Linked DNA regions of Homo sapiens: all the other regions are linked to region 1. A link is a loop called in an ENCODE intact Hi-C map of the cell type or tissue named here. Cell type or tissue: Calu3. All regions are shown on one strand. Each heading gives the region's core, and the rest is flanking DNA. Links, peaks and the distances in the headings are about the cores only. Region 1 has its middle 12 kb from the start of PLSCR5-AS1. Region 2 has its middle 86 kb from the start of PLSCR2. Region 3 has its middle 37 kb from the start of PLSCR2.

Evidence for each region. Hi-C counts contacts between places; a loop is a spot of excess contacts. Peaks named below come from ENCODE experiments on the same cell type or tissue, not always from the same donor. Only the 100,000 strongest peaks of a DNase experiment are listed, where the experiment ranks them.
Region 2: a loop joins it to region 1, with 4 times the contacts of the local background. A loop is called at or near these places in 4 of 110 quality-filtered maps.
Region 3: a loop joins it to region 1, with 5 times the contacts of the local background. A loop is called at or near these places in 6 of 110 quality-filtered maps.

The regions. Positions count from the first base shown.
Region 1 is chr3:146,572,415-146,582,882 of GRCh38, forward strand. It overlaps a transcript of PLSCR5 not described here. Among named protein-coding and RNA genes, the nearest start is that of PLSCR5-AS1, 12 kb to the right of the region's middle. RefSeq lists an enhancer at 9,267-10,466. In Calu3, for the core only: a CTCF peak has its summit at 5,457 (motif pointing left); a DNase peak (open chromatin) is centred at 5,457.
Region 2 is chr3:146,378,036-146,388,503 of GRCh38, forward strand. No RefSeq gene overlaps it. Among named protein-coding and RNA genes, the nearest start is that of PLSCR2, 86 kb to the right of the region's middle. RefSeq lists an enhancer at 9,464-10,468. In Calu3, for the core only: no CTCF peak of the experiment used is centred there; a DNase peak (open chromatin) is centred at 4,556.
Region 3 is chr3:146,501,631-146,512,098 of GRCh38, forward strand. No RefSeq gene overlaps it. Among named protein-coding and RNA genes, the nearest start is that of PLSCR2, 37 kb to the left of the region's middle. RefSeq lists enhancers at 1,993-2,809, 2,447-2,496, 5,121-5,786. In Calu3, for the core only: a CTCF peak has its summit at 1,912; DNase peaks (open chromatin) are centred at 1,991, 2,361, 5,051, 5,471 and 1 weaker place.

The sequences.
Region 1 (10,468 bases), core at 1,224-9,223:
TTCTTTGTGTTTTTTCTATAACTCCAGAAAAGTTATATCTGAGCTTAATCTTTTAACTCATGATCAGCATAATGTTCAGGCTTTTGATTCTGGAATAAGTACCTCACTCTTACCAGAATAACAGGTTTATTAAGCTGTTTTTATATTATTATTCTCTGGGCTTTGCTTATATTTCCAGTAATTCCTCTGCAGCAAAATAAAATAGTCCCTGCTTCATTAGGACCTGGCAGTGCTACCCTCTGCCAGATCATTGTGGTTGTTACTACCTTTTTATGTTAATTCCAAGTTATTTTTGTTACATTTTTAAAAGTCACCCATTTTATCTGCTTTCTTGCTTTTCATTTTGCCCAGATGCATTAAATTAGGACCCTCAACAAAATAAATTTAAACTGCCTTCTCCAAGGCCTAATATTCTAAGATCTAAATCCAAAGAAAATAACTAAATCCTATCTTTTTGTTAACTCGCTGTAGCATTTAGCCTGGTTAATCACTGCCCACTTTATAGAAATCTCTCCTCTCTTAATTTCTAAAGCATCAGACTTTTGTTTTTCCTGCTATTCTCCAGGTAATTTTGCTCTGTCCCTTGTGGACTCTTCTATTCTTTAAAGTATGGTGTCCCAAGGCTTTCTTCGACTTTTGACACTTATCTTTTCCTGCTATATAGCTTCAAGGTTTTATGTCACGCACTCATAGTTTAACTTTCTAAGTTCAAAACTTTAAGCTAGAGCATTCTCCTGGCAGGTACTTGCAAATTTTCTGGACTTTGATGTTCCATAAGCACCTCAAGACCAATACATTAAGAAATGAATTCCACCTTCTCAACTTCTCTTCTTACTGCACTTATGTGCCGTAAAATGAAATAGTAATGAAAGTATTATAGTATGCATTGATGGTAAATTAGGTACCAAGTAATTTCAGAGTATATATTTTGATGAAAGGACACATACATCCTCATAAATTACACACCAACAACGTACCCATAAAAAATAACAATTTAAAAAACTTTTAAAAAAGGACGAATATATCTTTCCCACCTTGAGTACTCATGTTGGATTGATGCCATATCAAATCAAATCACCACTGAATTTTGTGAAATAAAATACTAACAGTTGAGATTCAAATATGTTGGGTAGTGTGATAAATCCCAGGAAAAGTTATACATCTTTATGAGTTAGACATTCTGACAAATACATCAATGAAAAAATGAAATAGATATGTATCAGAGATGGGTTCATTTAGAAACAAGTGAAAAGAAAGGTTGACAGTAGTCATGTAGAAAAGAAAGACATTATTTTAACAAATTTTATTCTTAAGTTTTTTCCTATGAATTCAAATGTCACAAGTTTTTCCTTATGAGGCAAATCTGGATAATTGTTTTTAAAAATAGTTGTACTTTAACAATTGTGTGCGTATGAGCCGTGTGTGCTTATATGTATTTTTAGAGCTATATATTAAATGGGTTTATTGTTCAAAAAATTAAAAACACAGAATTATTTAAAGTAGTATTTAATTCCCCCCGTTATGCCTGACCCTACATTGAAATAATTACTGTCAATATTTTGGTATGTATTCTAGATTTTTAAATTTTAGAATGCCCTATTTAGTGTACATGTAATTATTTTTATTAACATTTTAAATGAATTATTTCATTTCATTCAATTTCATTTCAGAGTTCACGTGCTATGAAAAGGGTTTGTTTTTCCTTTACCAACAATATTACAGATACTTTTTATCCCTGCTTCCTTCCCTTCCACCCCCATCTGCTTGGCTACCAATCTATCTCATTTTTAAGAGGAGACAATTCCATTCTATGTTTGAACAATAATTTATTAGCTAAATCACCATTGGTGAACTTTAGTATGTCTTCATTTATTTTACTGAGAATGTTAAAACAATGTTGCAGCAAGCACCCTGACACATCTTTGGAAGCTTTTGTGATTACTTAGCAAATCTATAGGCAAAGTTGCTTACTCGACTAAAATATACATTTAAAATAAATGCACTTGAAGCAAATTTTCTCTCCTGATTAGTTATATCAATTTACCTTACTGCCAAGAGTATATACTTTCTTGAATCTTTGATAACAATGGATAATTCAGATTTTTGAATCTTCTATTCTGATTCATTTCTTTAATAGAGAATTTGAACATAATTTTATTTTTACTGGCTGTTAATACTTTCTTTTAGTGATTTTTATGTTCCTGTGCTTTTCCTATTTTCTTTCAGTATATTTGTCTCATATATTTGCAGAAGCTCTTTCCTCATTATGGATAAACACTGTGTCTTCTTTTATATTGTAAGCTTTTTTTCAATTGTCTTAGTTTTCATTTGCCTTAGTTGTTTTTTAATTTATTGCATAAGAAGAAAATGTTGAATTTTATTTCTCTATTTTTATATCTAGATTTATATTTGTGTGTGGCCTAAAATCATATTTTAATTTTTCTTAATGGTCATATTAGATAACAATATTTTCAGCTTCATGTTACAGTGTACCTGAACACTTGTGACTTAAGCAATAACACCTTTAATGGTCTCAGCTAAGAATTTTGGAGGTAGGTAGTCCAGGACAGGGAAAACAATTTCATCGTATCTTCAAAGACCTGTGTTCCTTCTATGTTTTTTGGTTTACACTTTTAGAGTATTGGCTTGTTGACTTATTCACACAAGATCATTGCTCTATATTCAGGTATCACATTGTGTTCCCTGGAGGAAGAAGTAATCAGAAAAATAGAGCCAGCAACATCTTCCTCTTTTTACAGAAAAGTAAACGCTTTACTGAAAGTCCTAATAGAGTTATGGTTATGTTTCATTGACAATACCTGACTACATGGGGCCCCTAGATACAAGGAAGCTGAGAAAGTAATAGTTGTAGGGCTGTAGAGTAGACCTATAATCTGGCTATCATGCTTTTAAACGTATATCAAAAATATCTTACATGGTTTTAGATGATTGCGTACCTATGCTTCTGCTGTAGCAAATAAGGAACATAACATTTTCATATTCCTTTCTCTCTTTCTTTCTCTCTCTATCACACACACAGACAGCACATTTAGCCTCTGAGATTGATATGGACAAAAGGGAGTTTGGAAATGCACTAGCTAAACAAAAGTGGCTCCATATTGGCTAAGGTTTTCCTTACCAGAGTTTATTGAATGATTATTCAATGAATAAATAGTCATTTATTTATTGACTTATTCCTTTGAAAAACATCATTTTATCATAAATTAATTTTCCATATAGAGTAAGCATCATTACATTTCTGGACTATGTACTCCTTTTTTTTTTTTTAATTTCTACTAAGAACCAAACTGTCTTAGTTCCTGTAGTTCTTATTTGTACTGAGACGCTGTCAGAGCCAGTAACTGTGTTTCTGGGACTTGGCTGCCAAAAATCAGGAAGACACATATTCCTATTGATGATTGCATGTCCATTTCTCCCAGCTGTGTTTTGTAGGCCAGAATAACCTCGCTCATTAAGGTTGTCTGACTAAGTTAAATTTATGAACAGCCCTTGGGAAGAACTTATTTTCCACAAAAAATATGCATTGTTCTGAATTTGATCACAATCATATGGGTTCCCCAGAGTTAGATCTAGGAGCTTAATACTTCTCTCAAATCTTTACAATATTTCTGTTGATCAAAAAAGTTATCTCATGGTTTTGAAAGGTGAGCTACTAATTTGAAATACCTTAGAGTAGATCTATATCCTGGCTGGCATTCTTTTAAATGTATATCTTAAAAAAATCAATATGGCTTTTAGGTGATTTGCATACCTGTGCTTCTGCTGTAGCAATTAGGAAATTTAACCTTTTCCACCTCTCCCTCTCTCTCTCTTTCTCTCTCTCTCTCTCACACACACGCACATTATATGTACTTATTTTTTAATTTTACAAGAATTGAATCATAGTTCTGCACACATGCAAAGTAAATGCTTTTCCTTTACCAACTATATAATAATTTCCATCCTGTCTATCTCTCTATGTATTTTATCATCTAAAAATCTCATTCTAAGAAAACAGAACCCCATTCTATATGTGAACCATAATTTATTAAACAATTTACCATGTTGAGCATTTTATATATTTATGTATAGTCTTTTTGCATATACTCTTGTATAATAAAAAGACTTGTGGGCACAAAGTAAAACAAAGTAATTTAATTTTTATATTTCTCATTTTCTAAGTCTTCAATATATGGAGGTTGCACCTGGTCATCTCTGATGTTATGCACAGTTGAAACCCTCTGTTTTCTTGTGAGGTCCAGTGCAGGCCATTCATATGTGTGGAAGTGCTTTGAAATACTCTAAATAATTCTAAAAAATAAGATGATATCATTATTATTATTGCTTAAAGATAATAGGCTAGAGATCTATAATGGGATTCTAGAGGGACATTACAGTACTATAATATAAAGGCTCAGGTTAAAATAAAGTCTATATAAGTAAGCCAGACACTGATTACTATAGTTTTGAAAGCCAAATTTTGAATCCGGAATTAAAAATAAAAGTTATACTATTTTGTCAGCATTAGAAAAGAAATTGTTTATGACACTGGTTGTACATTAGAATTACTAGTCTTTTTTTAAAAAAAAGAATTAAGTGACTTAAAAGATACTCTTAGGGATTTTGACTTAATTGGTACAGAATGAGGTCTGGGTATGGATATTTTTAAAAAATAGCTATGTTATTTAAACATTTAGCCTGGGTTAAAAGTCAACATACGATAAGTTGATTTTTCTACATTTATATTGCTTTTTCCTGCTTCTGACCCCTGACCTTAACTCTAGATAGAATATTATGGTTTTATGTTCTTATCATCTTGTTACCTTAAAAGCCTATTTAAAATGGTGGGGCATTTGTATCCATTCTTAGACCTACTCACACTTGCTCAATGACCTTGAGTCACCAAACTGGGACTTGACTCCATGGATGTGTCTTGGTTTGGCCTATACATTTCCTCTGAAGGCGATCAGGATGCAACATACAAATGACCAAAAATGAGTGGATTTTCTGTATAATTTTAAATAATTTTAGATTTTGTGTACTGATGGTTTAGCTCTTAAATGACAAATAGAAAATCAGAGTTGGGACTCTACTTTCAATTATATGCTTGATTTTATGGTGCTTTTATTTAACTGTTTGGTACGCCAATGTTACTCAGTTTCCTTAGAAAAATAGGAATATATGCATTCACTAAATTGATGGAAACTGTCCATCAATTCAGTCTGCTCATTAAAAATAGTAATTACTAAACTTTCATCATGTGCATAATACATTAACAAATATAGTGTTTCTCAGTTTATTAAAAACATAACATCAAATTTTACCCTTCTACACACAAAATTGATGTGTTTTATTTCCCAGATTACAGAAAGAACAAAATGAATACTCAATAGAAATTTGTATTTTCAAGATTCTGCTGGTGTAGCTAAGCAATGCCATCATAATGTGAAGTGTTGCTGCCATCTGCAGCATGAAAGACTTATTAAACATATATATTACCTAGGCATATGTAACTGGATTTTAAAAAGTAACAACTGTTTAATTCTCTATTAGTCTTTCTATGTATTTTCTACAGCTAGCTTTCAACATAATTAAAAATATGGTATAGTTTAAAACATTCAATGTACTTAAGAATATAATATAGGTGCCAAAATGAATACTGACATTTTATTTTATTATTTGGTTAAGCTAAAATTAATATTGAAGAGGCAATGAAATGGTAGACCGAAACTGCTTTTATGATTTATTGATATTGGAAAATATTTTCCAAATCTTTTATGTTTAATAAAGTTTTTTATTAATTACTCCAATATAATGTAAACTTTTTCTCAAAGGTATTTTTTCAGGCTTACACATTGGCTACTTTATCTATTATGTGGAATAATAACCACAAAGATAACCACAGAATAACACCACAGATATACTATCAGTGGATAAAAGAGTTAAAGTTGTTTATATGTTACCTTTCTAAATAGAAAGAGTACATAATATTGATGAGAATATTATTAATTCAGGTCTTAAAGGAATAAAAGCATCTCTCCCCTAGTTTTTTGGCTTCCCATTTTATTTCCTTATTTTAAAAGTGATTTCCTTGTGCCATTTCCTGCCCACTCATATTCTTCATTCTGGAAGGTCGACAAAAAGCTAACAGTTTTGTAAAATCTGTCAAGTTACTTAACCTTCCTGAGCATTGATTTTTTTCATCTGTACCTTTGGGCTTATAATGTGTGGCACTGGAATCAGATGAGAAATGTTTGTAAGAAGTCTAGCCCAGTGTCTCATAATGTTCATTAATGCTAGGCTTTATATATTTGTGAAACAAATAGTCTTATCGTGTTTTAATTTTGTTTTGGGCAAAATATCAAATTTTAATATTTGAAATCTCTTATAGTTCCATTGTAATTGTTTTTTAAAAACAATATATTTATAATTAAATCAAAAATGCCTTGAAATGCATTTTCAATAATGCTGATAATAATACTTGGCAGACAGTCATAAAATAGAGGCTCAGCCAGCAAAAGTTACTATGGTTTTTTCCATTTCTTTAACAAGATTTTTAATGAAAATTTTTTTCTTTTTAAAATATATTATAGATCCTTTAAATTATTCAATTCAAATTATTTAAATATGTGATGCCTAAATTTAACACCTAGACAGTTAGAATGAACCACAATACATGTCACTAAGTACAATTCCCACCTATTTTTAATGGCAAAAATTTCACAGCATAAGAAATAGACAAAATCCATTTACACTTATTTAGAGAAATTTTATTAAAAAGAATTTTTTCTTCCAAGGTGAGCAAAACACAATGTAAGGAGAAATGATAAAAATCAAAGTGTATAGAAAGGAAAAAATGCTTAATTTGAAAAGTCAAAATATGATAAACAATAATTTCATTTCCCCTTATTTTAGCAATTAAAGAAACAATAATATAAAACTTACCAAACAGGAGTAAGAGTAAATTATGAAGTAGTAAACGTTTATGTTATTTCCTCAGTTTGTTTTCATTTTGAAAATAAAATACAACAAATCTAAAAATAATGTGTCCATAAACCTCTAATTAAGGCTCAAATGAATTAGAATTTCAGTGTGCAACCTGTCTGGGCTATAACCTGAATTCTTCAGATCATCTATCCAAACCCCTCTTTTGTAGGAAAGTCTGATTTATCTAACAAGTTTTAGCTTCCTTCCTTCCAGATATTATGGCTTCGGAAAGATATTGTTTTGTTCCTCCTTAATACTTGTCAATTCGCTCAGATTCAGTTTCCGAGTTTCAATACAGTTTCTAAACAATTTCGAAAGCCCCTAGAAGATGCTTTGGCCAAATACAAAGTACGTAAATTCAGAAGAAAATATTAGTTGAATCATCATCTAGCACCATCACTTGGAGGATACGTGGGGCACAGCTGAGTGGGACAATGTGGCCTAGCCTAAGAGAGTCTGACCTCATTAAGCACATTCTGATCTTATGCAACCTCTTCATTCTTCATTCTGACTACTATATTTCTATTTCTTCTGTGCCTTTGTTTGTGCTGTGCTCTTCGCTTGGAATGTTCTCCCAGCCAAACACTTCCTAGCTTTGACCCCACTTAGCATGGAAGACACATATTCAACTCATGCGTTATTTGTTAGCTACTCTCTAGGGGTACTAACTTTCCACCTTAAATGGTATTGAATGCTTCCTTTTTTTGTGCCTTTGTGGTACATTCTTTTTATTGTAGCACCTGTAACACTGATTTGAACCTGTTCTTATGAGTGTCATGGCCATACCTTCAGTTTCTAATGACAAAAATTGGAATGAACTGATTTTATATACTAGAGTTCTTAAAATCCTTTACATTCCATATCTAACGAAATGCCAAGTTTTGTCAATTTCTCTTCCTAAACTTGCCTTGCAAGACTGTATGTGATTTAGCCCCTAGCTACTTTTCCTACAGCAGTTCATTTCTCTCTCTTCTTGTTTACTGTACTCCATACTGGCTTCCTGTGCTTCTCAAACTTGCCCAGTTGCTCTTGACTCAGAGCCTTTGAATTTGCTTTTTTTTTTTTTTTTTTTTTTTTTTTTGAGACGGAGTCTTTCTCTGTCGCCCAGGCTGGAGTGCAGTGGTACGATTTCGGCTCACTGCAATCTCGGCCTCCCGGGTTCAAGCAATTCTTCTACCTCAGCCTCCCGAGTAGCTGGGACTACAGGCCACGCTGCCATGCCCAGTTAATTTTTTGTATTTTAGCAGAGATGGAGTTTCACCGTGTTGCCCGGCTGTTCGAGAACTCCTGAGCTCAGGCAAGCCGCCCGCCTTGGCCTCTCAAAGTGCTGGGATTATAGGCGTGAGCCACCGCGCCTGCCCCGCATTTACTTTTATATCTGCCTGGTACACTCTTTTCCTAAATATTCTTAAGTCATGCTTTCTTCTTTCTGGTCTACGCTAAAATGTAACAGCAGTTCTATTTCTATTTTGTTACCCTGAATTACTTTTTCATGGGTTTGAGGGTGTAAAATTCTCATCCTTCTAGGAAAGAATTGATTGTTCACTCCTTGCATTAACAATCAAACGAGTAACAATCAAAACTAGTATTAAACCTGCTTAATCAATCAATGATTGATTACAAAAGTACACACACTCTGAAAGACAATTGGAAACATCTTCTTTACATGATTTCTGAAAATCAGATAATCAGCAATAGCTTTAGTCCAGTGAATAGATTCCTAAGGGTCAGCCAGTCAGTGAACATATTTACATAGCTAAAGTCAATACTCCAGCATTTAAACTCCACACTTTCCCAAAACCTTATATAATTTACCTTCTTTGCTTATAAATTGTGTCTTGCAAAACCAGTTCTCCCTTGCCTGAACAAGTAATAAGTTCAGCTTATTGTTTTAGATATTGAGTGGTAGATTCCTTGTCAATATTTGTGGTTATCTATGGTAACCTTAACGTGTTGTTATCTGTTGGTTTATTATCAACTCTATTCTATGTAAGCTCCACAAAGGCAGGAACCTTGTTGCTTTTGTTTACTGTTATAACTTAATGCTGACATTGATGCCTAGTGCAGTGTATGCATTCCAGAAATATTTGTTGAAGAGAGTTTAGAGCAGGGACAATGTACCATTGAATATAATATCCCCAGTGCCTAATATGGAGCCTAGTACATAGAAGTGGTTTCAAAAATATTAGCTAAATAAGTGAATGAATAAGAAAAAGTTCAAGAGTGACTATAGTTAATAACAATGTTTTGTATTCTTGAAGATTGCTAGTAGTAGATTTTAAGTGTTCTCAGCACAAAACAAAGTGAGATAATGCCTATGTTAATTAGCTCAAGTTAGCCATTCTACAATGTATAGATATATTTCAATACATCATGTTGTACATGATAAATATTACACTTTTATTGGTCAATTATACAATAAATAAAAATGAAAAAATGATTAATTGTCCATGTATTATTTAACACATTTTTAGGAACATCCTTGAAGTAAACCAGAAATTATTCAGATCTTAATGGGTCCACATCTAGTTCTCTTAAACTCACTTCTCTTTTTAGAAATATTCTAGTTGAAAAGATACCCACTTTCCTTTTTTGACATCTCTTTTTGAAAGACTTAAAGGCATTACAATTTCAATGACTAAAACTGAACCTATGCTCTTCCCCTAAACCAGATCCTCTTTTAATATTTCCTCTGTCAGTAAATGGCATAGGCCAGAAATCCTTTCTCCCTCACAGAGAGTAGGTAGGAAGAAACTAGACAGGTAGTCAGTTAGGGTGGGTCCTGGGTTGAATTCTTTCAAACAAAAGAACAGCCTGCAGGCATAAATAAGGGAACTTGCATAGGAGGGCTTGCCTAAGACATGGCCTCACTGCATAGATAAGACAGGCCACACAGCTGACTTGCCCAGACATGTCTGCAATGGAAAATTCCATCCCCTGACACATGTGCAGTAAGGGGAACAAAGCAATATGGAGTAACTCAAGGTAAGGGCCTGCATGCACACTAGGAGGACAGAGTGGAGCTACCAGAAATTTGTACTTTATGCAAATTAGATGCCCAGCCCTCATTGGTTTCTTAAAAAAGCCTCTGTATTCAACTGTAAAATGGCAACTCTTTTCTGGGACCCTTCTCTGTGGCAGAGAGCTTTCTCTCTTTCTTTTGCTTATTAAACTGCTGCTCTAACCTCACCCTTGGCATGTCGCCTTCTTGATTTTCTCAGCTGTGAGACAAAGAACTTCGGAAAAATTTAGTTTGTAGTTTAAAAGAGAATAGCCCTTACCAGAACAAAACTGTCTCTATAAATCTAATGAAAGGCCACCAGGTTAAAAGGATGAAAGGGGCCTGAACTCTGCTAAGATGTAGGTGTAATTAAATGATTACCAACCATTATACTGCAGGTCACAAGATTTACAACTTTCCCAATTACTCCTGTAAATACCATTACTATTGTAGAAACTAAGATTGGCTTTTTGAGATGTC
Region 2 (10,468 bases), core at 1,498-9,497, 190 kb before region 1:
CTACCCAAACTGTTATCAACATGTATGTCTATACTAACTTTTCTTCTAATTGCAGAAGAGTAGGTGTGCCCTCCTCATGTCTCCTGCTTCTTATTCCATCCTTAGGTTCCAGGCTCTTGCTCTGTTGGTCATACATAGTATTCCTCTCCTATGTCTTCAACTATTTTTTCTTTTTTTTTTTTGTTTTTTTCTTGCCCATATCAAAAATGTAGACTTTGCTCTCCCATCAAATAAAGCCATCTCTTTTTTCTACTCCCTGTAGCCACCATCTAGTCTCTTACTTCCCCTTTTCCTGCTGAGCTTCCTAAAAGCATAGCTTGTTATATATTTCTGTTATCTCCCATTTATTTCTCAACTACCCTTGATCTAGATTCATTTCTTAATACTTCTAAAGGTAGTTCTGGCTTAAACAATGGCATGTGTATTTTCATATTTTGTGGACACGATTCCATCTTGATTGACCCTCTGCTCCCTGACATCATTCTCTCTGGTTTCTATACTTTGGAATTTAGTTGGATTTAATGTTTCTTGAATGGACAAATCCATTTCCTGCATATATTTTACTAGAATTGAGTAGTCACCTAGAGAATGCCATGTAGATGACAGCAGAACAGGCCAAGACATATTGCTTGTTCCATTTTTCTTCATTTCATCTTGATATGGTTTGGCTTTGGCTCTGTGTTCCCACCCAAATCTCATCCCGAATCCCCATGTGTTGAAGGAGGGACCTGGTGGGAGGTGACTGGATCACAGGAGCTTTTTCCTTAACACTGTTCTCATGACAGTGAGTGAGTTCTCACGAGATCTGATGGTTAAAAGTGTGGCACTTCCCCTAATTCTCTCTCTCTCTCCTGCTGCTATGTAATATGTGCCTTGCTTCCCCTTTGCCTTCTGCCATGATTGTTTCACCCTCATGGGGGGCCTCCCCTGCCATGAGGAGCTGTGAGTTAAACTTCTTTTTTTTTTAATAAATTACTCAGTCTCAGGTAGTTCTTTACAGCAGTGTGAAAATGGACTAATACACACCTCATTTTACTTTTATTAAGATAAAGAACATTTTAAAATGCATTCTGAAAACTCATTAACAGCACACTGAGTGAATCATTGTTAAATTAAATGTTTCTATGTCAATTTATCTGGTAATTTTCTCTTCATTACTATGATAGCCATCCAAAGATAAGGTTCCTTTTTATTTAACATGAGGAAGGCGCCAACAAAATTATAATGCTTTGGGACACAGAAAAATTTATGAGAAATGTTACCGTGTATACTGCAAAATAAGACTGAGCTTCACCCATGAGCTGATGAAATCCATTATATAGTATTTTCATTTTGAATATTTCTTGTTTTCTGAAGGTCTGAATAAATCTTAAATTGAGTAAATCAGGAGGTACTAAGCTTCATGGTGGTTAAGAAAAGAGGGAAGAAGTATTTAAGTCTACAAAATGTATGTGTTTAAAATAATTATAAATGATATTTTATAGAGAATAATTTGAAGAAAATATAATGATCTTATCACTAAATTCATAAAAGTATAAATTGTGGATTATGTTTTTATATTTTTGATGACTTTGAATACCCAAGAATAGAGAAATAAAGTCCTTGCTTTCAGAAATAGGTGTAGCATGATGCTTTTCAGATTAAGAAAAGTAGTATAATATTTCTGCCTCTCCCTTAGTTCTGTTGTGCCTATATCTCATACTTCTGGCTGTGTTAATATCCATGGGTTGGACATGCTACTTTACTGTCAGTCCTATATATCCCCAAGATATTGTGTTAACATTTAAGGACCTGCAATAGGTACACAACTTAACGACTGAAACATTTGTAGTTTTATTTATATAGTCTATCTCAATTAAATCCAAAAAAGAGTCTCAAGATTACAAAAACTCCCAGTTAATACAGGCATCTTGAATTAGCCTACATGCCAACTTGACCACTGATGAGGAGATTCTTCAGTTTCTTTTCCTCAACACCAACTGGTTATATGGCTCAGGAATAGTGATGTTTGGGTAGCTCTCCTAGCTCTGAGAAAAGGTTTCTAAGTCAGCATGTGAGTTTCAGTACAGCTACAAAAAAAGAGCATGAACTCTGGACGATTTAACAACCCACTTTCCAACTCACTAACAGTAAGGTGACTTTGAGGAAGTCACCAAACTTTCTTTTGCCTCAGTATTTTCCACTGTAAAAAAGGGGTCACGTTATTACCTGAGAGGTTTATTGCAGGCTTAACTGTGTCAATAAATGTGAAGTACTCATGAAAGGAGCTGGTAGAAAGTAAATAATGTGCTAGCTGTTTTTTTTTTTTTTTTTTTTTTTTCCAGAGGCCTATATCACTGATCATTTATCTTGGAATAGGAAGTTCAAGTGCCACATCAATGCTGATCACTAGATTTGTGACCCTGGGCATTTTACATGATCCATGTGACTTTATGTTTTTCACTGGTAAAATGAGATTAATAATTCCTGTCCCCATTATCCCACAATGACTTGATAGGTTTTCTCTTGTGAAGGCTCATAGTGGTGCAGAATTTTTCTTGGCCTTTTCATCAGGCTCACAACAGGGGTGCCCCACTTACTTGGCCAACTATGCTCAACCCCTTGAAGGAGGCAGCACATGAGCAGGTTTGTGAGGGATCGAGCCAGCCATTCCAGGTGCCAGCAGGAGCAAGCTCTGTGCAACAGTGCCCAGGTGGGGTGCCTGTGACCCTGAGGCCCCAGAAGAGGTGATACAATGCTCCTTTAGTTCCGCTGGTTATGGATGGCTATGTGTTAACAGCTCATTTGGCCCCTTGCCTCATCATGTGGGGCGGCTTCCCTCCACCAGAGAGGGCAAAGGGCTAGTGTGACAGCCTTTTTTGGGTACCTGCACTCAGTGGGTCCTGAGCTCTTGCCTGGTGTCCAAGAAGAATGAGGTCGCATGGACACTTGAAGGATGCTGAACGTGAATAATTTTATTGAGCAATGGGAATGGCTCTCAGTGGAGAGGAGAGCTGCAGAGGGAATGGAAGGGCAGATAGCTCTCCCTGAAGTTCAGCCGTGTCTTCCCCAAAATCAAGCCATCTCTTCATTGCCAAAGTCCAGCCATCTTGTCTCCAAAGTCAAGCCATCTTGCTGAAGTCAAGCTGCCTCTCTCCCTTTACTGACTAAGTCTAGGGTCTTTATAGGTGAAGGATAGGAATGGGTTAGGCCATAGGTAGTTTTGGAAAAGGCAACATTCGATTGGTAAAACTACATTATTCAGAAAATACTAATCAGGAGAGAATAGGCAAACAAGAATAGAAATTCTCATTTTGGGCCACAGGTTTCAGGCTACTTTGGCTTGAATGTGGGATTTCACTGGACATCTGCCCCTATCTGCCTAGAATTTCTCTGCCTCCTGCCTCTACTAATGGTACACAACAGCAAACATCACACAATGCAGGTAGGAACTCACAGGCTAAGGGTGAGCAGGAACACACGTCTCTGGCTTTGCAATAGTCTGGAGAGATGTGCTTAGACCATGGGACTGGGTGCTGACAGAGGTCATCTGCCTTCTGCTGCTGTCTATTTTTAATTGAGTAAGTATAGCAATGATGTTTCTCAGGGGAATAGATACTTTAAGGTTTGGAGAAAGTTTTCTAACGATGTGCTGGAAAAAGCCAGCTCTCTAGCACTTGGAGACGGTGAAGAAATTTGCTGGGCCACCCAGAGAGACTGCTCCAGCACTCCTTTTCTTCATATAATTAAAGGACAAAATATAAGTAACATATTGTTAAAATAGTAAAGCATTACATAAATTAATTGAGTCTCTCTCTGAATAGCAAAAGGTAATAATGAAATACTGAAATGAAGAGTACGATTTTCTGTGTGGAGATTATAAAACACACATGAATATTATGTTCTAAATCTTCAATAGATGACTTCTATTGAAGTATTTTATTCATTCATTTATTTTTAGAGATGAGGTCTCACTCTGTCATGCAGGCTGGAGTACAGTGGTGCAATCATACCTGACTCTAATCTCAAACTCTTGGGCTCGCAGGATCCTGCTACCTCCTAAGTCACTGGGATTACAAGCATAAGCCACTGCACTCAGCTATTTAAATATTTTAAAATCCAATCTTAAAATAATCTTTTTAACGGTGAATCTTTAGTGCACAACTGGGGTGAGTGGTGAAATCAATGGCCAAGGAAATTAAAATAATAATTGAAAATGAACAAATTGTTTTACTTTAATAAAATTATATTTCTAAAATCAGCAGCAATATTTGAAAGCCACTACTTTGGATACATTCTTTTTTAAATAATAAAATCAGTTTTTTGTATATTCAGCAGAAGAAAATTTACATGTATATTTGTATATAATATTGGAGATTAAGTGGAAGTTTTAATTTGCATGGCCATATTTCAATGAGGAAGTAGAAAATTTTACATCTTGTTCAATATACAGTAGGTAATATGTGATAGAGCTAGAACTCAGATCTGCATGTGCTGTAGTTCAAAGCTATGGTTTCTCATTCTAGAAATATTTAGCTTGCTACAGTACACAAAGCGATACTGCCCTCTGGCCACTGCTGGCTTCATAGGCCTGATTGCCAGGTAGTCACATAGGACCCTGTGCTTGCATTAATGTGCTGCTGTTTCCATCCTGAATTCTTAATAATATTTGAAGAAGGAACATCACATTTTAGTTTTCACTGAGCTCAACAAATTATGTAGCTAGTCCTGCTTCTGGAAAATATCTTAACATCTCTTAAAATAGTCTCTGTGTTTGTAATGAATGTGATACAACCTATTCTAATTAATAAGAAAAATTGTCGCTGGACAACCATAAGACTGATCCATTTCTTTTCATTATTGGTAAAACAGCTTTACCTCTCAGATATCAGTTTCTCTTACCTATGACAATTGCACTTATTGACCCCAAATGTGCTTGCTTGTTGCTGAAGAGCTCTCTACCCATAATGATGCTTTCTGAAAGTTCTCCAAAGGAAAATACTCTACTGAGCCCTTCTGTAGCTGCCTAGAATGCTCTTCATTTGGTTTATGCAAACCTCTTAGCAAACCACAGGGGCAGTTGCAACTTTCTCTAGTTTACTGAGGGGATACTTTGGCCCTTCTTGCATCTATCTTCAAAATACTAAGTCTATGGGAAAGAGAGACAAAGAGGTGTTAAAACACTATCGATAAACTATATCTCCTATCTAGAAAGAATGTACAATTTTGATCTCGTGGTGTTTCTGTAGCACATTATGTAAATGTCTTTAATAGCCCTATCACCTCGTAGAGTTGTTGTTGGTTTAATTGTGTTTCTCCTCCCCTACTAGGCTCCTTAAGTAGTAGGATACAGCCTTGATCATCTATTTTTTTTTTATCTTTAGAGCCTGAAATGTAGCCCAAACTTTCATGGAGTGTTTATTAAAATGAAATGAAATAAAATGCCAAAGTTCCCCCTTTATTCAATGACTTTGGCAGTATATATTTCAATGACAATTATGCATATTTTCAGGTGAGTTATGTAGAAACTTCCCCAAACTAAAACTAATGAATCCTCAAAACAGATATGTAAGTGCTTCATTACCTAAAAGCAATGTTTCCAATTAGTTTCTGCTTCTGGGTTTTATTTTCCCAATGTGATTTAGCTAATGTTTTAGCTAAAGAGAAAGTGATCCACTTATTAATGTCCTAGCATAAGATAAAGTGAAACACTATTAGCATAAATCTTTCTCCAATAGCATTTGACAAAAACCATTGATAATTAGGTAGGCAACTACAAATTGATTTGTCAGACAGCAGGATCATAAAATGCCTTTTGTCCTTTTCTCATTTGATTTTCTTTGTCCTGGAATACTGCACTTATATATGAAATTAGTGTCTCTTGAATGACACAATGTGATTGAGGCCATCTTCATTGTAACGAAATAATTTTTCTACATTAATAAATGTTTTATATATATTATAATATGTAATATATCTAAATTTATAGTTTCAGAACAATTTTTATAACTATATATAGTTTTATAAGTAATAGAATCAATCTTCAAACTCATTAATCAGGTTAATAAAAATCTCAGCAACTGAAAACTATAATTAAATTTATTCAATCTGATAAGAGTATCTAGATGTTTCAGTTACACTTATGGGTATGTTATTAATATGCATATTCCAAATTTGGATAAAACTCTTAGAAATCTAATATGTTATCCATCATAATTGTGGCTACCATATTGTATGCCACAAAAATAACTAAATTATCTTGTCAAATGCTGATTATAATAAACTTCCACCAGATTTTTAACCATGGCTATTCTAAGTTTTTGTCACTCACAGTGATTATTTTGAACTCTTCTCTGAAAGCATGTGCAATCAGATTCAAGGAAAGACTAACAAGTATTTGTATGTCCTCTTAAATATAGGTTTCTAATATATTTAAGATCAATGGGCAAAATAAATTTTTTTCAAAACTTTAATGAAGAAACTGATGGGTTCATAAAATTTCTAATCAAGAACAAGCAGAACAAAAATTAATTACATGAGATTGGACAACTAGTGAAGATAATGTTTTTATGACATTTAAAACATTGTTGACTCTTTATTAAATTTTTTTTCCAAATGTAAGAAATTTTTGTTCTCTCAAACTATTTGAACTTTACAGAAATTTGGTAAAATATACATCTGAAAACAAAGATAGAAGGAATTGCTTTTTCTCCTTCTTTGATTCCACCAAAATTCAAAAGTGTTCATGATTATTCTCATGACAATATGGTTATTTGCATAAGTCCAGTAAAAATCTGCTCTCTCTATATAGCAGGATACAATTGGAAACATTGTTTATATTACCAAGTCTTTGACTGAAATACCACTTTTGAGAATGCCTGGTTTCAAGGGTTCCTTACAGTACAGCCTTTTTATCTTCCTAGCAGATAAAAATGGTTACTTCTTGGCAGGCCCAGAAACCTTAAAGAGTGTATGTAAAATCTAAAGTCTGCCTTGGTTTGGCTTCCTAGTCTCAAGAGGTTTTCTGAGATTCCTTTATAATCAACATACAGGAAAAAACATATTTCCAAAGAAAAGCCACAATACATCTATTATCAAACTGTAGCCCTGTGCATTGTTTTCAAGTTCTTGCTATCTACCAATAGACTAGACTAGATCCTGGATTCTTTTACATTCTTCCAATCCAACTTTCTTTCATGGAGTTATTAAAATTGGGAACTGCTGTGTTCTTAATGCCTTATATGCTAAAACTACAATAATTTTAAGGAGCAAGACTTGTACCTATTGGCCACACAAAAAGTTTACCAAACCCACCTGATGCCATAACCAAGAGACACTCAAATTGCAAACCGGGACAAGAAGATGACATTTTCATGCAGTAGACAGTTTTCCACAGATGCCAGAGCAAGACTCCATGTCATAATGAGACTCTTACCCCTCTTAATGCCTACCTTTTTCACTTGGCAGGATAATAGATAATCTGATTCACTCAATTAGTTGCCTTTAAGTCTAGATTCATGGCTCTAAACCATTATGCAAATGGAGATTGTTATATGACTATTAATTTTACTTTGTATTTTCCATTTTTAAACTTTATATTTGCCACTTGTTAAAATTCTGCAGAAGTACAACTCTTAACAAAATAATACTGGCCCAGCTCTTTGAGATGATAGCAAAAGACTACAGAAGAGATGAAATTGAACTTAATAATGAACTCTAGGTAGGCTTAGCCTGAGAGCCACTTCCTTCAAACCACCATTGTTGTTCAAATGCAGTTAAAAGAGTTCTGACACTGACTCCTACTCACCATTCTCCCAACATGGGACCAGACCAACAAACTGGAATAGGTTCATTCTGGCAGCAAGAGATAACACAAACCTAACTATAGGATGATTGATCAATGATGTTTTCAGAGAAATAGCTTGATCAATAGGGGGAAATGAGAAAGTTGTCAGAATAAAAATAGAGTTGCTTGTGTTAAAAATGAAACCTTAAAAATTGCGCCAGGAAAGGCTACAAAGAGAGGGTTCTCATGTATAAATGCCTGATAAAAATGATCACAAAGGACTGCAAATTCTGCAGCCTTGAACAAAGGCCATTACAACTTTACACAAAAAATAATTCTGAAAAGACATCAGTCTAGCAACTGCCTATTCAACATCAAATTAGTGTCACTCTTGTTACCGATTCTTGTAGCTAAAGATAATTATATAAGAATTATGTGATCATCTTCATTTTTTCTTTAAAAATCTTTGCCTTCCTTTACTTCCCTGAATATGCACATAGTTTACTATGGCCCACATATGCCCATTATAATGCCCTACTCCCAAATAAATATCTTTTTCTTTTTTTCTGTTTGTTATTTAGGTTGACAAAGGTAACAGTATTAGCCAATGTACAAAATCAATTGTATTTCCATATACTAGAAACAAAAAACTAGAAAATATAATTGAAAGATGCCTTGTCCAAAAGCATCAAAACACTAGATATCTGTAATAAAAGTAATAAGAAATATGTAAGGAACTTTTTTTTGTACTGTGCTAACTACAAAACTTACATGAAAGAAATTAAAGGAGCCCTAAGTAAAAGAGAACTATATGACATTTTCATATTAGATGTTTCAATATTGTCAAAATATCAGTTCTCCATAAATTTATCTAAAAATTCAATAAAAATCCAAATAAAAGTTCCAGCAAGATTTTTGCTTATATATGTAGAAAGTGGGTGGCGGGGAGTAGCCAGATGCTATTGATTGTGTGATAAGTCTTTTAGCAGTGTTTGGCATTTTAGACTATTCAAATGTTTTACTTTGATAAATAAAAATTAATTTTAAGTTTTTAATGTACCTTCAATTTCCCTGCTATGTGACAAGCTAGATAGTCCAGAAAAGATCCAAAGATACAAAGTTGAGAAACATCAGCATTTAATGAATGGGTACACAAGAAGATTTAATAGAGCCTAAGGATGAGTGACAAGAAAAAAAAATCAGAGAATGGGTTTTCTGTAAACGAATGAAAGACTTTAGGAAGGAATGATCAACAATACTAAATGCTGTACAGAATTCAATTAAGGTAAGATTTAAAAGTATCCCTTGGTAAAAAATAAGGTCATGGTAGAAATGCAAAGTCACCACAGTGGACTTGTGGTGAATAAGAGGCAAGGAAGTGGAAAAAGAAAGTAGAGAAAATTGAAGAAGCTTAAAATGAAAAAAAAAAAACCAACAAAAATATTAAAGGGAAAGGTAGCTATGTGATCAAAAGAAATTTTGTTTAAAATAAGGTCCTCAGCATGTTTAAATACTGATAAGCAAAATGTTCTTGGGATTAGTTCCCAAACTTGGCTGTGCACAAGAAACACCTGGAAAACTTCAAAAAATTTTAGTGCCTATATGTGACATGGTGATAGGGATATATAAGAAACCTTTGTACATTCCAGTCAATTTTGTTGTGAGCCTAAAACTACTCATTTAAAAATATCCAGTGCCCCAACTGTACTTTAGATAAATGAAATCATTATCTGGGGATAAGACCAAAGCATCAATAGTTTTTTAAAGCTCCCAGGTGATTCCAATGTGTAGCTAAGTCTGAGAAGCACTGCATTATTCTAACGTTTTCCACAATTAAAATTATCTTGAGAATTTGTTATTAATAAAAGACAGATTGCTGGGTCTCATCCTCAGAGTTACTGATTGACTAGGTCTAGGGTAGGACTCATTCATTTGCCTTTTTGGAAGTTCCCAGATTATGTTAATATTGCTGACTCAAAGCTGCACTTAGAGTGACCTTATATTCCAGAGACGGAGACTGAAGATAAAAGAAAGAGGACATACCTGAAGATCCCCAGCCATGCTGCATAAAGATGGGGTAATTTGGATGATTCCAGTGGTCCTCTAAAATGTTTCATAAGCCTTCATAATTTTCTTGACTTGCTGCCTTTAGCAAGCAGCTCACAGAATTCTGGCTGAAGTCTGGTAGTTTGCTCGAGTGCCAAAATTTTCAAGTGTGGTTCCGATTAGTAGTAGCAGCAGCTTCACCTGGTAACTTGTTAAAATGGAAATTATCAGCACACCCAAGACATGCTGAATCAAACACTTTGGGGATGAGATGCAGCAATCTGTGTTTTGAAAGACCCTCCAGGTGATTTTGATACATGCTAAAGTTGAAAACCGCTATTTCAGTGAATGGCGTATTTTACGTGTTTTCAAAAGCCAGTCTGTACATCTAATTCCCCCTGCTAGAGGCTGTCTTTGCTTCTTGTGCCCTTGCTTCCACTTAATCATCCCTAATGCCTACCGAGTCATCTGAAGAAACTTCACTTGTGCTATGATTTGTTATGGGAATGTCACTGGGTGTAAGTGCTGTCAAAGCTTCCAATCCTTAGGGTGCTAGACGAGCATCAATTAATCTACAATGTTAGAGGTAAACTTTGTCCCTGAAACAATTTCACCTGTGTCAGGAAGCATACATGGTTTCTTCTTGAGCAATGTTAC
Region 3 (10,468 bases), core at 1,467-9,466, 71 kb before region 1:
CCACACACTGGGTAATTTATAAACAATAGAAATGATTTATCATAGTTCTGGAGTCAGAGAAGTCCAAGATCAATGCATTGGCAGGTTTGCTGTCTGGTAAGGGCCTGGTCTCTACTTCCAAGATGGTGCCTTGAACCCTGCATAATCTGGAGGGGAGGAATGCTGAAAGAACAGGAGAGAAAATCTGTTCCCACAATCCTTTGTATAACAGCATTAATTCATTCATGAGAGCTCCATCCTCATGACCTAAACACTTTCTAGTAGGCCCCACTTTCTAACACTGTTGTACTAGGGGTTAAGTTTCAATATGAGTTTTCAAGGGAACAAAAACATTCAGACCATAACACTATGCAAGTATGATACTCAGATATCAAACAGACTTTCACTTTAAAGGGGAAAAGTGAGTAACATAATAATAGGTAATGCCATTGTGCTGCTTGCTATCAACATGCCAGACATGGCTCAATGAAGATTTCATATCAAAACTCATAAAATTCTTAAAACAACCCTTTGAACTGTATTGAAACTATTTAGAAGTGTGGCCACAGGTGGACTGGTTGGTTCCCCCTGTTAATAGGCCTATTTTACAGATGGGAACATTAAGGCATGGAAAAGTTATATGACTTGCCCAAAGCTCAAAACTGCTCAGAGGAAACTGCGGCACAGCTGGGACTAACTCTAATGGGATATTTCCATGGTCTCCACTTTTAATCATGAGAAAATGCTGATGTTTATAATAAATCATTTTAAATACTTAAATTTTATTCAATTATTTTCTTCTGAGGAGTATTTTATGGATATGACAAAACTACTGGTAGGTGGGTGCAAATGGAGACATTTAGGGCTAATTAGGCCAGACTACATTTGAGAATTTAGCCAGCAAAGTATCCTGCTTGTGTGTTTTTAATTTGAGAGACATTAGCTGGGCTGCAGTTTTGGTTCTCTACTGATATGGTTTGGAAGTATGTCTTCTCTCAATCTTATATTAAAATGTGACCTTCAATATTGGAGGCGGGCCCAGTGCAGGGTGTTTGGATCATGAAGGCAGATCCCTCTTGAATGGCTTTGTGCTGTCCTCATGGTAATGAGTGAGTTCTCACTCCATTAATTCACATGAAGGCTGGTTGTTTTTTATGCCACCTTCTCCCCTCTCTCTCTTGCTCCCTCTCTTACCATGTGACATACCTACTCCCTCTCTGCCTTCCACCATGAGTAGAAATTTCCAGAGGCCTCACCAGAGCTGAGCAGATACTGGTGCCATGTTTGTACAGCCTGAAGAACTGTGAGCCAAACAAATCTCTTTTCTTTACAAATTACCCAGTCTCAGGCATTTCTTTATAGCAATGTAAAACAGACAAACGCACCTACCTTCCCTCATTGCTGGATGTCTTACACCTGTAGTACTATGCATTTATCTTACTTGTCTGGCCCAAGCAGGTGGTTGAGTCATGAGTCTTGGTTATCAGGTTTAGTCCTAGTCAACATGAGTCCTAAAACAAAGCTCACAAAGACACACAAGTACATGATGGGATATATCTCCTTTATTTTTTTTTACTGACATGGGATTACTTTGTTCTCTTCTGGCCCCTACCTATATGAGGAGTTTCTCTGTGGGAACTTCACATCATTCTCCTTAGAAGTCAGAATGTAATCTCCTATGAGTTATGGCAAACAAGAAAACAAACAGAAATCTGTAGGAGTTGCCTGATAATAATTCAAATTCCCAGGGTATATATTTTCCATTTGAGTCACAGATCAGAAAATGATTCAATAAATATAGTTGATGCAAATCTCAGACAGGTTTTTTTTTTTTTCTTTTTTAATGGTCTACTATTCTTTGTTAACTGAGACTCCCTGTTCTCCCACTACCCAACCCATAGGTGGCCTGCAGCACCTGGTAAACAGAAAGGATAGATTTAATTGAAAGACTCCTTTTATTGCAAGGCAATTGACAAATGTTACCAGAAAATAAACTCCCACCATTCCCAAGGGAACGGATTTCAATCTGGTGGAACAGGCTAGACTACACGGAACTACACTGATTCTGACGTGAGTCAGCAGAGGGAACAAAAGGACTGAGATACTTAGAAACTCTAGTGAGTAGGCAAAGTCAAGTGCTTTACATATCTCAAATTCTTTTTTTACTTTCTCTCCCTTCATTTGTGAAACAAATTTCTCCTAAGACCTTTCTCTAGTGGGGCACCAGTAAGTCCACAGGTGGCTACAACTGTAAATACTCTTGAATTCAGTGCACATGGATTTTCCTTATTATAACATCAGCAGTGTTTGGTTGGTGACTCATTTGCAGAGTCTGCGGCAGTGCAGGGGTTTGTGCAGATTCAGCTGTAACTGAAACTTAAGCCCAGCTTGGCCAGACACCCACTACATTCTTACCTCCCTGTACTCTTGTGGGCTCAAGACTGAGTCTCGCTCTGTCGCCCAAGATGGAGTGCAGTGGCGCCATCTCGGCTCATTGCAAGCTCTGCCTCCCGGGGTTCACGCCATTCTCCTGCCTCAGCCTCCCGGGTAGCTGGCACTACAGGCACCCGCCACCACACCTGGCTAATTTTTTTGTATTTTTAGTAGAGACGGGGTTTCACCGTGGTAGCCAGGATGGTGGCGATCTCCTGACCTCGTGATCCGCACCGCCTCAGCCTCCCAAAGTGCTGGGATTACAGGCGTGAGCCACCGAGCACGGCCGAATGCAAACATTCTTGATTCTCCTTCATTTCCCTCCTTGTTTTTTGTCTTTCTGACTGTATTCTCTTTGATAGTGTATTTAATATTTACTCAGTTGAATTAAGCTTATTTTAATTTACTTGTAAGTTAAGTTGATAACTTTCCCTAGTTTTGTTACTGGAAAGGGGTCCTGATCTAGACCCCAGGAGAAGAGTTCTTGGACCTCACTCAAGAAAGAATTAGAGGCAAGCCTATAGACTAAAGTGAAAGCAAGTTTATTAAGAAAGTAAAGGAATAAAACAATGGCTACTCCATAGATAGAGCAGTGGCATGGGCTACTTGACTTAGTATGCTTATAGTTATTTATCAATTATATCTCAACAAGGGGTGGATTATTCATGAGTTTCCTGGGAAAGAGGCGGGTAATTCCCAGAACTGAGAGTTCCTTCCCTTTTTTTATCACATAGGGTAACTTCCAGACATTTCCATGGCATTTGTAAACTGTCATGGTGCTGGTGGGGTCTTTTAGTATGCTAATGCATTATAATTAGCATATAATGAGCAGTGAGGAAGGCCAGAGATCACTTTCCTTGACATCTTGGTTTTGGTGGGTTTTGGCTGGCTTCTTTACCACGACCTGTTTTATGATCAAGGTCTTTGTGACTTGTGTCTTGAGCTACCTCCTGTGTCTTCCTTTGACTAAGAATGCCTAACCTCCTGGGAATGCAGCCCTGTAGGTCTCAGACTTACTTTATCCAGCCCCTATTCACAATAGAATTGCTCTGGTTCAAAGGCCTCTGACAGTCTCATATCACAGTGACTCTCCCACCTGCATCAATTCGTCCTATAAAGCATTACTTATTTAGGCACCACTTATATTAGGTAAGTATGTAAAATAAAAAAGTATTCTACAAATTATATAAACCAGTCATTTGTTAGGCCCACAAAACTTCAATACTTAACACTTACCCTTACAACTTCAGCTTTGTATCTTTTTTCTTCTATTAAAAAGCTTTAAAATCAAGTGGTTTTAAAACATGCACAGTGTAGCCTAAAATATTTTACATAAAATTAAAAAAATGTTGAGTAGGAAATGTATTTTAATTACAAAATTAGATACATCTTTAAAGTCTTATTTTGACTCCCATATTTCTTCTTTACCACAATATAACTTGCTTGTTTACAAACAAAACCAAAATTACTAAATAAATAATATATAGCTGTTAAAATACTAAAGGCTGATCTATTTTATCAGGATATTAAATTAACTCTGTGTCTTGCTCCTTCCTTTTGCCTGTTTTATGTTCCATCAATAAATTGCAGCTGTTTAAGGGGACCAGACCAGAATAACATTCAAGAGGAAATAAGCTGTCAGGAATATTTGAAGGGAATTGTTTATACAAAAATATTGAGCAACAGAATAGGAGAGTAAGCTTGGAAACAGATCCATAAATCTATGAAAAGTGGATGGCTGGCAAAAGTAGCAATACAAATCAGTAGAAAAGATGAACTCTTTGCTGTTATTGGAGCGATTAGCTGTTTGTATACAATAAAATTAGATATCTACTCATATATTAAAAAGTTCCAAATGGAGTAATGACCTATCTATGAAAAATAAACCTTCAAAACAAAAGAAAAAAAATACAAACCTTGAAAAAATGATATGATTTAAAATTTCTCTAGACAACAAAAATATTATTTCACAAATAAAGTGAATTAAAAGCCATATCCTGAGAGAAGATATTTACAATGCCTACAAACTTATAAAAGATTTGGTTGCATAAAAAGAAACTTCTACAAATTAATAAGAAAGTTGACAGCAAACAAATACAAAAATTACTAAAGTGTGCAAAAAGATGATTCACATTAGAGGAAACATGAACATCTAATTTTAACAAATGAAAACATACTCAACCTCACAATTTCATGCAGATGAAAACAAGAATGAGATTCCCAATTAAAAATATTGGGAATTCACCAAAACAAAACATAACCCAACAATACCAGATCTGATGGGGGATGTAAAGCTGTAGTGATGGTCATACACTGGTGTTTAGACAATAAATTGGTATGATTTATTTGGAGAGCAATATTACAATATTTCATAATGATGTTTAGACCCTTAGAAGCAGCAATTTTACTCATAAGGATAATCATAAATGCTTTTTTTGACATGAGCACAAGGATACATGTACAGAAATATTCATTGAAGTTGATTATAGAGGAAAGAGGAAAGTTGGCATATTATTCAGGGTTCTCCAGAGAAAGAGAACCAATAGGGGTAAAAAAAGTGAATATATACCGTGTGTGTGTGTGTGTGTGTGTGTGTGTGTGTGTGTGTGTAAACAAAAATTGTGGGAGGTCATTGTTTTGGAGTGAGCTCACGCACTAGACTCCAACAAACCAGATTAAACCACAATAGAGTCACTCATGCCAAATGTTACACAATCATACTGAAACTTTAAGGAAACAGACAGATCCCAAGCAGACCATTTTTTTCCCCTGAAAACAGGAAATTTCAATCTGATTGAGTCAGCATAATAAGGAAGTCCCTCTGCTTTAACCCTTACAAAAAAGTAACCTGAAGTAATCTGATGTTAACCAATCATTTTTTTTTAATTGTGCCATTTCCTCATTCCCACCTTACAAGGCCCATTGTTCTTTTATTGTCTAGTCAATGAGAATGATGAGACTTTATTTCCTGGTGATATTTGTAAGTTGGCCTACAATAAGAGGAGTCACAACAGCCTTCAATTACATTGCTATCCTTTCTGTTTACCAGGAGCCACAGGCCACCTGTGGATTGAGTAGCTGGAGAACAAGGAGTCTCAGTTAACATAGATTAGTTGATTATTAAAAAAAGAAAAAAAAAACTGCATGAGATTTGCATCAAGTATATTCATTGACTCATTTTCTAATCTGTGACTCCACTGGAACTTACTTCATTTTCTGGAGCCAATGTTTCTCTAATGATCATTCCAAACTTTTTGCTAGAATAAATTCTTCAAGACTGAATTCTGATTCTTTTGATTATTTCAGATTGACAGAGCTAAAGACAATGGAAACAGTTTCAATAGAAAGAAGCTACAGGACTTCTTACAGCCCACAGTACCAGAACATCAAGCTATTTAGCTGCAGATGTGTACTACTCTTGAAGATAAGAAAAGCAGTAATCCTGAGGGCAATTCAGAGGTCATCAGGTCTGTCTCCTTGGTTTTCAATGGGGGAGAGAGCCATTGCCTTGGTTTCAACAGGCTAGACAGTGGCAGCCTGGAGCCTGGAGAATGAGAATTCACTCAGCTGAGCCTTGGGGGTGGATGTGACTCTCACATTGCAGAGCTTTGAGGGCACAACCCCCACCCAAAAAAGCCTTGCAGGACATGGGTCTCAAAGACAGAGCATCAAACTAAAAAGAATTATTCTTGAGCCTCAAGATCTAATGGCATTTGTTTGCTAGGTTTTGAACTTGATTTGGACATGTTACTCCTCTCTTCCTCCCAACTTCTCCATTTTGTAATGGGAAAGTCTATTCTATGCCTGTCCCACTATTGAAATTTGGAAGTACGTAACTTATCTGGTTTCACAGGCTCACAGCTGGAAAGAAATTTTGCCTCAGGATGAATTGTACCTTGAGTCTCATTCATATCTGATTTAGATGTTTCTTAAATGAGACTTAGAAGTCCAGAGTTGATGAGAGAATGAGTTATGGATTTTGCTACTATTGGGATAGAATTAATACATTTTACATGCAAGAAAGACATGAATGATGGGGGGCCAGGGGTGGAATGTTATGAACTAAATGTTTGTGTACCTCTCCTGCCAAATTCATATGTTGAAACTCTCACCCCTAATGTGGTGGTATTTGGAGTCAAGGCCTCTGGAAGTCAATTAGGTTTATAAAGGTGGGGGTCTCATAATGGGATGAGTGTCCTTATAAGAGGAGGAAGAGAGACCAGGGCTTGGACTCTCTGCCATGTGAGAACACAATAAGAAGGTGGCTCTCTCCAAGACAGAAGGAGGTCCCTCACCAGAAACCAGATCTGCTGGTACTTTGATTTTGAACTTCCCAGGCTCCAGAACTATGAGAATTAAACGTCTCCTGTTTAAGACAGCTTATGATATTTTGTTGTAACAGCCTGTGCCAACTAAGACAAGACTGAAGAGATATGGATGTTAATGACTGATAAGTATACAAAAGGAAGTGAGGAGCATGGTATGTATTTTCTCTAAGAAAATGTTGATCATCTTAGAGAAGATTTACATCAACATGAAGAGACCGATGGTAGAAATACAGAATTAAATGCACTTCAGGTGAAGGTTCAGATGAGTGGAAAAAAACTTGTTATTGGAAACTGGAGGAATGGAGATCTTTTTCATATCATGGCAGGCAGCTCAGCTGAATTGTATCATGCAGTAAATGTAAAGTTACTCACTATTTTATTTTTTGAAATTAATAAGTATCTTATAAGAAGCTACTTTGAGACAATGTAAGTACTGCATATTGCTTTTCCTTAAATGTTCATCAGTAATTTTAGCAGCCACCGATGTTTCCTTGCTGGAATAAAATTATTGTGATGATGACTGTCAAATGGTCATTTCCTACCTTCGTCATTTCTTCTATATTTTTTAGTTGACTTCTAATGAAACAAACAAACAAAAACCCCTTTTCTTTCTTCTTTCCTTTTCATTTAATCCCTTCCTTTCTTCTTTCCTGCTTTCTCCTTTACTTTTTGCAGCAGATAAGTTCTTGAGGGAGCCATGAATCGTATAAAAAAGTGTCATATTATTTTACCTACTGGATTGATGGTGACTATTGTTTTCCTTGTCAGAAAATAATTATTAAAGAAAGTCAATATAGATACTCTCTTAACTGATCTTAATTTACCCAACTCCTTGGGTTGACATTTCCTATTCTCTCTGTAAAACCTAATTATTAGCTCAAATTATGCTGAATACACTTGACTATTACATTAAGAGGGTCCCTATTGACTCTCTAGTTCTAGGGTACGTCTACTCTCTCAAAAGTTCTACACCAACTAAAAGTGATTTGTATTTATTTGTAAATCAGTTTATACAAAAGATTATTGTAGTTACAGAAAGTAAATATTTTTACTTGCTTTGATTAAATATTAATATAAAAGATTGTTTCTATGTAAGTTAATCTGAATTCCTTTAAAATGCTTATTAAGTCTACTCAGTAAAGTTGATTGCTACTGAGTTAGTAAAGGGTGAGCCAAATATGAATGACTGAAAAATCATGGTAAAAATTGACTGGTCTACACTAAGATACCTTTGAAAGTGTCTTAGAATTCTGGCTCTATTGAAACAAAAATAAACTGTGTATTTTTATAGAAGAAAGACAGTGCAGAATAGTAGACCCACACTTGGCCCTTGCCCCTACTTAAAAGATTGATAAATAAATAAATGATATGATAATAATAACAAAATAATAAAATTCACCCTTAATTTATTTTAAATATATTCATCTTTTTTACAGATATGCTTCATCTTTTATTGACTTTTTTACTTACACAACTAATTATTAATACCATCTCCTCAGATAAATGGACTTTGGTTATTTTGATAGCTTTCAGGACCTGAAACGTAAATCGATTCACACTGTAAATTTGAAAGATAGATAATTCAACAATTTTAGGCCATCTACCATGTATCCAGGTTTTGGTGATGAGGGAGATACCAAATCACCATGAGAAAACTTCTGTGTAGACAAAGTAACTTTCTCATCTGAAAAGGCTAGACTAGTTCCTAGAGAACAATCAGGCAAGCCATGCTGCTTGGGAAAAAAAAAAAAAAAAGTGCAGCTTTAGAGAAGTCCACCACCTGATTCCTAGAGACTGAGAGAGAACTATGTGTAGGAAAGGACACTTGATCTTTCCTACCTCCTCCCACCTCAGCCTCTCAAAGTGGTGGGATTACTGGTGTCAACCACCATGTCTGGCCCCAACCTGAACTTCTTAATGTGGCTAAGGCACTGTATGATCTAACCACTCTTTAGATGTCCTACCCCCTGCATGTCTTTCACTCACGAAGGAACACAAAACCAGTGGCCTAGCCACATTTCAGACCCCTGAGGTGACTTCTGTTTATGTTCTTTCCTTTGCCTGAAATAATCTCACTTGCCTTTTGTCCAGCAAACTTTCTTAGTTTAAAAGTTACTTCCCCTAATTTCCTGACCATTAAAACTGAGTTCAGTGTCCCTACTACCCCTCTCCATAGTACTCTGGATCCTATAATCAAACATTCCATATGTATAATTGACCTTAAGCATCTTGTAGAAAATAATTTTTGTTGCTTATTGAGACCATCGTACCTAGCGTAACTACTGGCCCAGTGTAGAAGCTCCGTATGTACTTGTTAAATAATTGATGAGCAGTTTCAGTGCCCTTAAATCAATCAACTTTTTTTTTTTATATTCATTTCCTCCTCAGGTATAACGTTTACAAATACATTTATGTGAATTATTTGAGTGAATCTGTCTTTATTCATAAAAACTGAAATAGATTTGCAAAAAAAATAATTTTGCGAGTAAATTATCTTCTGCTTGTGACTTGCAATAACGGGGAAAGAATTCAGGCAGTATGATTTAACAGAAATGTGCTTAGTAGGAGCCATGGTTTAAAGGTATGTGTGCCCCCAAATTCATTTGTTGGAAACTAAGACCCATTTTGACAGTATTCAGATATGGGGCCTTTAGGATGTGATTAAGTCATGAAGGCACCATTCTCATGAATTGGATTGGTGACCTTTTAAAAGGGCTCGGTTGGGTCCCTGTTGACCTTCTGCCTTCCGCCATGTGAGAATGCAGCAACAGGGTGCCATCTTAGAAACAGAGAGCAGCCCTCACTAGACACCAGAATCTGTTGGTGACTTGATCTTGGACTTCTCAGCTTCGTGAACTATAATTAACAAATTTTAGTCCTTTATAATTACACTGTCCCTGTCTAAGGTGTTTTGGTATAGAAGCCCGAGTGGACCGGGTGGTAGACTAAGATCTAATTAACTCTGTAAAGTCAATATAACCGAGAATTTCTCTAAGATATTTTCAGGTGGTTGCAGTCTATTGGCAATACCTGACTAAAGTTGAAATGTTTCCTAGCAACTAACTCCTTTGCTGAAATAAATAGGCCAATGTTTGTTCCCTATCACTGCCAGACAGAATAACCTCAATGTGTTAATGATGGAAAACCCCCAGAATCCACAGGCAGAAACAAATTGTACTTAGTAGGCAAGCAGATCAATTTTCCAAATCTATTCAGAATTCAATGTGGGTAGATTTATAATCTGCATTTTGGCATAAATCTGATGTTTTCTACCATATAAACATTAACAGTAGGTTAACGTTTAACTTGAATGCTTGGTGTGTGTATGTGTGTGGAGGGTTGTTAAGTGCAGAGCTCTGTGACCAGTTGTACTTGTTCCTTATCATTCCATGGCCCTCTCAGTTTGTAAATCATGAGTTCAGACTCTGTATTGTCAGTTGTTTCATCTGGTTTCAGGGGCCCAGATTATTGTTCCTCTCTCTCTCTCTTTTCTTTTTCTTGAGAAGCAGTTTCACTCTTGTCACCCAGGCTGGAGTGCAATGGTGCAATCTCGGCTCATTGCAACCTCCGCCTCCCAGGTTCAATCAATTCTCCTGCCTCATCCTTCCCAGTAGCTGGGATTACAGATGCCTGCCACCATGCCCAGCTAATTTTTGTATTTTTAATAGAAACAGGGTTTCACCATTTTGGCCAGGCTGGTCTTGAACTCCTGACCTCAGGTGATCCAC